Linked DNA regions of Homo sapiens: region 2 is linked to region 1. The links are chromatin loops, found by intact Hi-C in ENCODE. Cell type or tissue: ascending aorta. All regions are shown on one strand. Links, peaks and the distances in the headings refer to the core of each region. The heading gives the core; the rest is flanking DNA.

Evidence for each region. A loop is a pair of places that touch in the nucleus more often than their neighbours do. Peaks named below come from ENCODE experiments on the same cell type or tissue, not always from the same donor. Only the 100,000 strongest peaks of a DNase experiment are listed, where the experiment ranks them.
Region 2: it touches region 1 in a loop (8-fold over the local background); 2 of 110 quality-filtered maps call a loop at or near these places.

The regions. Positions count from the first base shown.
Region 1 is chrX:155,764,810-155,770,191 of GRCh38, reverse strand. It overlaps SPRY3 (sprouty RTK signaling antagonist 3), which reads right to left. Exons shown (of 3, transcript NM_001304990.2): 2 at 2,056-2,230. Among named protein-coding and RNA genes, the nearest start is that of VAMP7, 110 kb to the left of the region's middle. In ascending aorta, for the core only: no CTCF peak of the experiment used is centred there; DNase peaks (open chromatin) are centred at 1,650 and 2,621; H3K4me3 peaks cover 1,952 bases; H3K27ac peaks cover 1,542 bases.
Region 2 is chrX:155,878,653-155,884,034 of GRCh38, reverse strand. It overlaps VAMP7 (vesicle associated membrane protein 7), which reads right to left and starts at 2,690. Exons shown (of 8, transcript NM_005638.6): 1 at 2,587-2,690. In ascending aorta, for the core only: no CTCF peak of the experiment used is centred there; a DNase peak (open chromatin) is centred at 2,754; H3K4me3 peaks cover 2,162 bases; H3K27ac peaks cover 1,245 bases.

The DNA.
Region 1 (5,382 bases), core at 117-5,116:
GATTTCAAAGAAGAGTGGAGTGAGGAAGAGGAGATCCTGGCTCTTGTTTTCTCCCAGTCTCACGGGTTCAATGCTGTTTTGTACCCTACTGTGTAACGGCTCTTAGGTGTGTTGCTTTTTTCTATGCTCTGCTGTTATATACACTCCTACTCAGAATAACTGAAAGCAAACATAGGGGGAATTTCTGCTTTGGCTTTATATGTTTTCTTAGTTCTACTGTTCCAAAGTCTGCTCTCTAAAAATCCCTCTCTGTGCAAAAAGCATTTGCATCTCTATCAAAGCACTCCCCCCTTACAAATACCAAGTTGTATATAGTTTACATTACTAACCTCTCTGCCACTGACTGGGCCTCCCTCCTACCGCATACATCTTGTTGGAGCTGCCAGGTTCTCACCACATTTAACTCTTAACTTGTCACTTTGCTACCCTAGTCCTATTCATTACTTTAATGGTTTCATTAAGACTCATAGCAGTTTATTTCAAACCAGGGAGTCTTGCAGTTTTAAGACCTTGAATGTTAAAAGATATAGGTCTTTTAGTGATGAATGATACAGGGAAAATTTGTAATACCAAATGAATTCACATCTAATCCTGAGGAAAATTGTAAGAAGAAGCTGGTTGTTCATCTAAGAAGTAGGATTTTTTTTTTAAAAACTCAAATCCTTTTATATGACACAAGAAATTTAAGGTCTAGTCCTAATGGTAGCTCTACTTTGCTGCGTGGCTGTAGGCAAATGACCTCCGTTCTGGTCCTCAGTTTCTTCATCTGCAAAATAAAAGGAGGGTTTTTAAAGGCCTTTCTTGTCCAGATGCTCTAAATTTTATGTTGGGTTTGTTGGTTGCATTTCTCTGTTTCAAAAGTCTTTAAGGAAGAATTAGTGTCCTTTCCTTTAGGTTCTTTACTTCCTCACTACTCAACTCCTCAACTCTTAATAAATATCTTCAAATCTAAGTCACTCAGATCACTATCTAGACTGTTTCACAGCTAGAGAGACCTAAAAACAGAACACAAAGAGACAAATATATAGAATGTTATAGTAATGTCTTTGTATATGTTTGTTTAGAGGCAAGGAGAGCAAGACCAATATTTCATTGTGGATAAACGGCTAGCCTGTGCCTTATTTGTATTTATGAATGCAGCCGACTTTTTGGGAACATGATTTAACACCTGGTATATCCAAATTCATGTGATAACACATCATGATACAGTGAGGTTTTAATATTACCAGAAAAGCAACAATAGTTTCCATTTCAAAATAGATTTTCTGCTTAAGAGTTCAAGGTCTGTTTTCTGTTCATCCAACTTGGTTTGCAGCATGCAGAGGTGAAGAATGATAATTATAATTAGCTTCATGGAAGTGAGTGTGCAGTAAACCATTGCCCTAGGTCTTATCAAATGCCTATTGGCTAACTAGACGTGCTCACAGGTTCTCACTTTTGACAGAATCTCCATATGCCACACAGAGACATGTGCACACGTACCCAGGCACGGATACAGAGATTTCTAAATCACTGCTCTGACTCAATGTAAGTGGGGGGTTCTGCCGTGTCAGCTTGCGCCATGTCTACCCAGGGCAAGGTGATGTGATGAAATCTGAACGATGCACAGCCCAGACTTGTGAGCCAATAGCAGAGGCTAGCCCCATGCTGACAGGATGCCCGCTGGGCAGCCAGACTGGCCTTAGCACGGGCTCTCTCTCTGTCCTCAGCTTGGGTGGTTAGGCTGCGTTTTGAGGGGTTTAGGCAAGTACCAAAATGCATTTAAAGGTTAACAGGCTAGAAATTAAATTGACATTCGCCTAGAAAAATATTATTTTGAAGTCCTATTTGGATTTACACATTTCCAATGTGGATAGTTTTCTGCGAGAGCCGATTTATTTAAATATAATTTAAAGGGTTTTCATTTTATTTTATCCATGCGCTTGCGCGCGCGCGCCCAAGCGCGCGGCACACACACGCACACAGAGACAGCACAGGATGGCTGGAATGAATGGCAATCTGTGCATTGCATAGAAAGAATTCTGGGTTTTTAAAGAGCTAATTTCTATGGCTTACCTTGAGGAAATGGTTTATCCATGCTGAGAAAAGCAGAAGAACTAATGCCCCATCTGGCTCAAAGGATCTCTTCTCCTCAGTCTTTAGGTTTCTCCACCTCTCTTCGGAAAGTCTGAATGAAAACTCCTTCACTGGCAGGCAGTGGAGCCAGAAACAGAGATAGTTCTGTCTTGTTCTTTGACACAGCAGAGAAAACACAAAACAAAACAAAACAAAACAAAACAAAACAAAAAAACGGGGGAGGGGGCGAGTCAAACCTGTAGTGGCATATACTTTGTATAGATTTTACAGGCAGATCTAAATCTTGATGGACGTATTTCCCAAAGAAAGCTCAGCAGGGTAAGTTGTTCACCTCCTCCTCTTTCTCCTCCTCCTCCTCTCTCTCCTCCTCCTCCTCTCTCTCCTCCTCCTCCTCTTTCTCCTCCTCCTCTTCTTTCTCCTCCTCCTCCGCCTCTTTCTCCTCCCCCTTCTCCTCCTCCTCCTGTTTCTCTTCCCCCTCCCCCTCCAGTATTTTCCTTCCCCTCCTCTTGCCCTCCCCTTTCCCTCCTCCCCTTCTTCCTCCTTTACCTCCTCCCCCTCCTCTTTCGCCTCCGCCTCCGCCTCCACCTTGGTCTCCCTCTCCTCCAATCTGACAGATGAACCGAAGCAGCAGAAACTGCAGTTGTAGACACAGGGTATCTCAACGGAGCAATAGATACCGCCAGTGTGTGATTATTTATATGGCTCAGGGTGTGTTGGTATATAATCTGCAGTGGGGGCAGGGAGTGAGTTGGCAGTGTGTTCAGCTTAGCTAGCTGGCCGTTTTGTGAATGTAGATGATTTCTGGAGGTCTTGTGAATGGGTTATAGGGGAGGATGGGAAAGAAGGGATTTATTGCTCCTCGTTATAATTTCTTTCTCTCCCCCCTCCCCCCGCGTGTCGTTGGCTTTCCCGGAGCTGTAGCTCTTAATGCTTGGCGAAGTGGCGTCATCCAGATGAAATTGAATCGACCCATTAAAACTCCCCATAGGAATCTCTGTATCCGGTCCCTGGGTAATGACTGAAACAAAATTTAAAGGAACGTGGGGGTGGGGTGGAGAGTAACAATTTTAAGGAGGTCTCATTTAAATATCTTTGCCAATCACATTTCTACCAATCTACTCAGCCTGTGCCGAGTGATTGCAGCTTCAATAAGATGAAGAGAAAGAGCTTCTCCTTTGTTTAAGGGTTCCTCCCACCTCTTCCTCATGTGTTCCCACTTTTTCAGCCCATCCATTGCCACTGGGAAACCATTACCCAACCTACTTTCCCTTTAGCATGGCATGCATTCAACAACAAATATTTATTGAGTACCTTCCTTTGTGCTAGGTGTTGTGGATTCCTGCCTTCATGCAGCCTCCCTGGGACTGAAAATAAAGCAGCCTTGGACATTTTCTCTTAAAGCCAAGGACAAAGCTTTCTGTAAATTACCCTCAGTCCACTATTTAATTCAATAGGAAAGGATCTTTCTTCTGGGCATCCAGACAGAAGAACTTGGATGACAGCAGCTTTATATTTAAAATAAAGGAGATCTGATTTCAAGTCCTATTTCAATGGACAAGTGGCAGGAGCTTGGCCATCAGCATTCTTAGGATGCTTTGGTTACCTCATCTATAAAATTGAGATGGTAAATGGTGACAGTTCAGAGTAAAACAAACTGTGTGAGTCAGGAAACTGAGACTCTTAATCTTATTCTGACTCCTTGTGTGACCTTAGCAATTTTCTTCCCCTCTAGAGTGTCAATTTTTACATTAACATGAGGGGATCTGATTAGGTAATTGCTAACGTCCTTTCTACCTCTGACACTCTGTCATTTACCCTCTCTCAGATGTGTTAAGAAGACAAAAGAAATAATGAGATTTAAAAAAGTACGGCTGTGTGGGTCTGCATGCTCCTGTGTGTATGTATGTGTTTAAGGTGCTCCAAACAGTTGTGATGACATGTATGTAGGTATATGTGTGTGTGCATGCGTGCATGCCTGTGTATGTGCGTGTGTGTAATTTCTAAACAAATCCAGCTCTCTTTTCCCATTTGGAATTTCTAGTCAGGAAATCTCCTGTAAATTCTCTTTTGTGATTCACTGTAGGTTCATCTACACTTATTCAACAAATATTTATTGCACATTAACTATGTGTCAAGCACTGTACTAACTAGATTCAGGTCAAATAGATCAGGGTTCAAATTTTTGCTCCTCAACCTGGGAGCTACCTCCCTTGAGGCAATTCAATTAACCTCTCTGGCATATAGCAAGCACCCCATGAATAGTAGCTATGAATGTTAAGAAATTGTTCTTGCTCTAATGTAACCCATAGGAGAGGCAAGAGATGATTTCAATTTGAAGCCCTTTTATGTTTTAAAGTCTAGCTTTAAAGTTGAATAGCTGGGTTGCCTAATTCCTTTCCCTCCTTTACTCTGTGGGCCTATATTAAGGCAACAATGAAAACAATTGGGATTATTCAGCCTTCTTACCTCTTAGGATGATACCCATGACAAAAAAAGTTAAATTGATGATCATTCATTCATTCAACCATGCCTGCTATGGGCCACTCACTAAAGGCTAGTAATTCAACAGCTAGATTTCCTGCGCTCCTGGAATTGACATTCAAGTGGGCAGGGTGACATGTTTACTCTTTGCCAGGTGCTGTTCTATGAATTTTACATGTTTTAACCTATTTAATTCTCACAACAAACCTATGAGGCATATTAATGAATTATACTGATTTTTAAAATGAGAAACCAAGGTCCAAAGACCTTAAGTAACTTGTCCAAGGTTACACAGTTGGCAGTTTGCAGATCTAGGATTTTAACTCAGGCTGACTCAGGCTGTCTCACTCCAGAGCTTGTACTTTTAACCACTATACCACAGTATCCAACCATCTGCAAATCCCTTCAGGGATTTTTGTTCTAACTTTTAAAAATTATTTGGTAAATGCTATGGTCTGAATATTTGTGTCTCTCCAAAATTCCTGTGTTGAAACCTATCTACCAATATGATAATATTAGGAGGTGGGGCCTTTGGGAGGTGACTAAATAATGTATGTGGAGCCCTCATGAATGGGATTAGTTCTCTTATAAAAGAGGCCCCGAAGACCTGCCTTGGCACTTCCATCATGTGAGGACACAGTGAGAAGGTGCTGTCTATGAGGAAGTCGGACTCCCCCAGACACTGGTAACACCTTAATCTTGGACTTCCCAGCCTTTACAACTGTAAGAAATACATTTCTGTTGTTTATAAGTTATCTAGTCAAAGGTATTTTGTTACAGTAGCCCAATAAGACTAAGATAATATTCCTGAATATCCTATAGGCC
Region 2 (5,382 bases), core at 153-5,152, 110 kb before region 1:
TAATACTCAAAGATGTGTTTCTTGGCCGGGCATGGTGGCTCATGCCTGTAATCCCAGCACTTTGGGAGGCCGAGGTGGATCACCTGAGGTCAGGAGTTCGAGACCAGCCTGACCAAAAATGGTGAAATCCCGTCTCTACTAAAAATACAAAAAAAAATTAGTCAGGCGTGGTGGTGTGCACCTGTAATCCCAGCTACTCAGGGGGCTGAGGCAGGAGAATTGCTTGAACCTGGGAGGCGGAGGTTGCAGTGAGCCGAGATCGCGCCGCTGCACTCCAGCCCAGGCAACGGAGTGAGACTCCGTCTCAAAAAAAAAAAAAAAAAAAAAGATGTGTTTCTACCAAGTAGAAACCAAATGATACCAAAACATGCTGTGTGAACAGAGGTTATACAACTGTTCAAATAAAGTAGTAGAATTAACTCATTACATAGCACATGGTGATAGTCAATGCAAAATCTTTAAAAAGTATTCTGTATCATTATATTATTGCAGTAGGATCTATTACATTAATTCTTGCAAGAGTTCATTGGCAGAATGTTTCATAGGAAATATAAAAAGGAAATTAATTTTTTTCCACCCCTGTATCATGAGCAGATTATTAAATTAACTGGCCCACCAAATTAATGGAGGGAGGTACACAAGGTGCTTGGGAAGAGATGGGAGATCCTTTTAGGAGGGATGGATGGAAGAAGAGAAGGCACTGAGAGCAAGGTAAAGAAGGTACATAAGCTAGCCTGATAAGATGGAATGGTCCACCTTTGGTGAATGAGAAGGTTGAGGAATACGGCTGATGGCCTTACATAAAGAAGGCCTTGTATAAATCATGTCATTTAAATTTGATCAAATAGGGAGTCTATTTCAGTTCAACACGTATATACTGGTGGGTTACTATATGACAGTCAAAGTAGACACTAGAGGTATAAAGTTAAGGAAGAAGGGACTCCTATACTTGAGGGAGCCATAGAACAATGGGGAAGACAGATATAAATAAATGCAATAAAGTATAATAAGTGAATAATCTAAGAATGTCCGCAATTGCTCAGGAAATGTCTTAATGTTTTGTGATGATCTCACCTCGGATGAAGAACAGGAATGCAGGTGTCAGCCTATGCCTTAGAAATTTCCTCAGTATACTGTTAGGATTATTTCTCCTTGGAAGAGAGGTCAAAGTGTCTATTTTACCCTATTTTCCCAGTGCTCAGCACAGTGCCTACCATCTAATATTCCCTCAAATATCTGTTGAATAAATGAGTGAACATTGAGCATATTTTGGTTTTAAAATATACTATAAATGGTAGATAACTTTATATTCAGAAGGACCTGGTAAGAATAATATTTTCACAACCAAACTATCTTTCTAAGTAAGATAAAGCAGTTGAGCTAATAGTAATCCAATCCCCCACTCTTCTCTCTGGGTCTTAGAAGGAATAAACCAACTACAGATAAACCATGAATTCTGATGCAATAACCTTGGAGGAGATAGAAGAATGAAGAATAAACACTGCTTAGACAGGGGAAAAGAAGAGGTGTTTACGAAAAGTCATGTTACAGATCAAGATTATTCCTGTTGGTATTACAACTATTCTTTCTGGACGATGCCCTGACCTCTGACTTTCTTAGGATAGGATCCCATCCTTTCAAGTCAACCACCTGTTTTATTTTGCATTAACCAATATATAACATAATCCTGATTATTCCTGTTTTCCCCTCTAGACACAAACATGTAAGTTCCTGAGAGTAGCAACCTCCTAAGTCTTGTTTACAGCTGTATCCCCTGCACTTAAAAGAGTGTCAAGCATATACCAGCCGTTCAATAAATATTTGTTAAATGTATGAATGGATCTGCTCTCAGCCACAGGTATTCAAAGGGAATTAATATCCTAAACATGACTGTATCCTCTGGGATCAAGGGAGGGATAATGGAGATACAGGTAGTTGAAAGCAATTAATGAGGCCAAATGAAGACAGTTGGTTGGTTGTGAGAGTTATGGGAGACGGAGATGTAAAGCATTTACCAAAGTACGCAGTCAGAATTTGATAAACATTGGCCATTAATAAAAACACCAAACAGGTCTGAAGCTGAGGAAACGGGTCTAGGCAGAAATACAGTCCCTGAACAGAGGAAGAAGGGGACTGTCAATACTGAGCAGTGGAGGAAGGGCGAATAAGGGGCTAGGAACCCACGAAGGAGCATAAACAGCCAGAAGTAGAAGGTGAAGCAGAAAGTGACGTCATCGAACAAGGACGTAGAGAGTTTTTAGAAGACTCTGGCGATCTCAAGAGATTTAAATGCTACAGAAAGGTCTTGTAGAATACAAACTGAGAGAAAGTTAACATTTTTTCCCTCCTGTAATGACAGCTTAAGTGACGCATTCTGACACTCTTTAACTCGAGGCCTTTCCAGTGGCATAAGACGCACCTCGCCAAAACTGGTCCTGCCCGACAACTGGAACTGTCGACACCAGAGAAGCCCAAGTCACCCCTGCACTGCCTCCTCGCTCCACCCCAGCACCTTTCCATCGACACCTCCGCCCTCCCTCCGCAGTTCTCTCCCCGCCTCCCGCAGGCGCACCCCACTCCATTTACCTGTCCGGGCACCCTCTGAGGGCGCGCGGGCTCGGGACGGAGGGACGCGGGTCAGTGCAGGGTCGCCAACTGCCCGCTCCCAGAGGAGGCTGGGACCGGACGCCGCTGACTTCCGCATGAAGCGCCCCGTCTACGCGTGGCCTCTTGGGAGTGGGAGCGCTCCTCCAATGGCAGCAGGCGACACGGCTAGGCCTGCTGCGTTCCCAGCCCCCCGCACTTCCCAGGAGCCGTACTGCATTCTGGGAGTAGTAGTTCCGGTTGGAGTATCACTGAGTGTTTCACGTTCGTTCGACAGCTCTTGTGGTAAACAGCGTCAAATGCCGTATAGGGATCCAGGAAAATGAGAGGATGCAGGCTAGATAAAGAATCTACCAGCAATGAGTAGGCGGCATAAATGAAGAGCCAAGCTTGCCCCGTCTCTCCTGCTTAGTCTCAGTAGGCAGCGTCGCCCGTTTCCTCACAGACAAAATAGAATTCATCTGACAGGAACTGCCTCTACTTTCGCCATGAAATTTTCTAATTTTCTTGTACCCCTCACCAATCCTTTCTCCTATTCTTTTTGCAATAATAATAATAATAAACGACTACTCTCCTTTGATCTAAGCCAGCCCTCTTCCATCTCTATTCCCTGTTGCCGACTCAGAGTCAAGCTCCTCTGATGAACCCTTCCGTTGCATGACTCCTCAACGGCTCTCTGCTAACTCGCTCTTTACTATCAGGACTTAAAGGCTGTCAAAATTTCTCTCATCTAAAACATTCCAAAGTCACCTTTCTTAACCCCATACCCCAAGCCCCCTCATCAAACACAGACCAAACACAGATAAGCTAGTGGTCTTTCTCTCACCTCTCCTTTACAGACAGAATTCTCAACAGTGTTGCTAAAACAAATAGATACTTTTAAGCCATTACCGTATTTCAACTCTGCAGGACTTTAGTTTCATTATTCCTTTTTTTTTTTTTTTTTTTTTTGAGATGGAATCTCACTCTGTTGCCCAGGCTGGAGTGCAGTGCCGCGATCTCGGCTCACTGCCAGCTCCGTCTCCCGGGTTCAAGCGATTCTCCTGCCTCAGTCTCCCAAGCAGTTGGGACTACAGGCGTGCGCCACCACAGGCAGCTAATTTTTTATATTTTTAGTAGAGACGGGGTTTCACCATATTGGCCAGGCTGGTCTCGAACTCCTGACCTCATAATCGACCCGCCTCAGTCTTCCAAAGTATTGGGATTACAGGCATGAGCCACCACACACGGCCCTTATTCCCTCCTTTTTGAACCCCTTTATTCTGTTAGCTCTTTCCAAGAACTACACCCTGCTGGTTCTCCTCCCACCTCTGTGGCAGCTCTTCATTTTCTTTAGAAATGTTCACATTCCATAGGGTTCTGCCCTATGCCATCTTCTCTTCTTACTCTTCACACTCTTCCTGGTGATCTTAATCATTCCCCTTGCTTTATCTCCCCTTTGCAAAGGTTCGCATTTGGTATTAATATCAACTTAATTATATTGTATTCAATATCTATTCTTTAAGAGGCAGCATAGTATCCTAGAAAAAGAATGAGTTTTAGAGTCAGAGAGATCTGAGTTACTAAGCTGTGTGAACTCTAAATATCGCCTCTCTTTAGAGCTTTCAGGACTCTAGCAAAGCCCCCTCTTACTCCATATTCTCTCCTAAAGTAATCTTATTTATACCCTAAAATTTGTAGTGTAATTATCTGGCCATGTAAGATGTGCCTGCTTCCCGTTTGCCTTCCACCATGATTGTAAGTTTCCTGAGGCCTCCCTGTCAGAGGTATGTGAACCAGAACAACTTTGTCTTGAATAGGAGCTGGGTAAAATAAGGCTGAGACCTACTGGGCTGCATTCCCAGACAGTTAAGGCATTCTAAGTCGCAGGATGAGATAGGAGGTCAGCACAAGATACAGGTCATAAAGATCTTGCTGATAAAACAGACTGCAGTAAAGAAGCCAGCCAAAACCCACCAAAACCAAGATGATGACGAGAGTGAATGTACACAGGCTAATTTCCTTAATATGGTTATTTTCAGCATCTAGGGTTACCATAGTGAATGGTGGGGCACTGATAAACATGGCTATCTAGACATTTAGAAATAGCTCCTGTATAAGTGTTCATCCTAGGGCTGGCAAATGCAGACCCTAGAAGGGCAGGCCAGGAAAGCCCTATATTCCAGTGGGACAGCAGAAATATTTGCCTCCTGGCAATTGGATCAAGATTGGATCCTGGCAATTGGATCAGGGTTTGCCTCCTGGCAATTGGATCAGGAATCTGATCCAGTTCTCCCTTGATGGGACTGAAGTAAGTTACTAAATCTTGGAGCCTTAGTTTTCTCCCCTGTAAAATGGAGATAATTCTATCCACCAAGCCCTAGCACGATCAGATGAGATAACAGAGATGAAAGCAGTCTGTTGACTTTTAAAGGGCTGCCAGATGTTCTAAATTATTACTATGCTAGGCAGTGCTGCAAATATGCATCTTAGATTTAGCAGTTTGTCCTCTATCCTACTTATTTTTATTTTATTATAAGTTCTGGGGTACATGTGTAGGATGTGCAGGTTTGTTATACAGGTAAATGTGTGCCATGGTAATTTGCTGCACCTATCAACCCATCACCTAGGTATTAAAGCCCAGCATGCATTAGCTATTTTTCCTGATGCTCTCCCTCCCCCAACCCCACCCCGACAGGCCCCAGTGTGTGTTGTTCTCTTCCCTGTGTCTATGTGTTCGCATTGTTTAGCTCCCACTTACAAGTGAGAACATGCAGTGTTTGATTTTCTGTTCCTGCA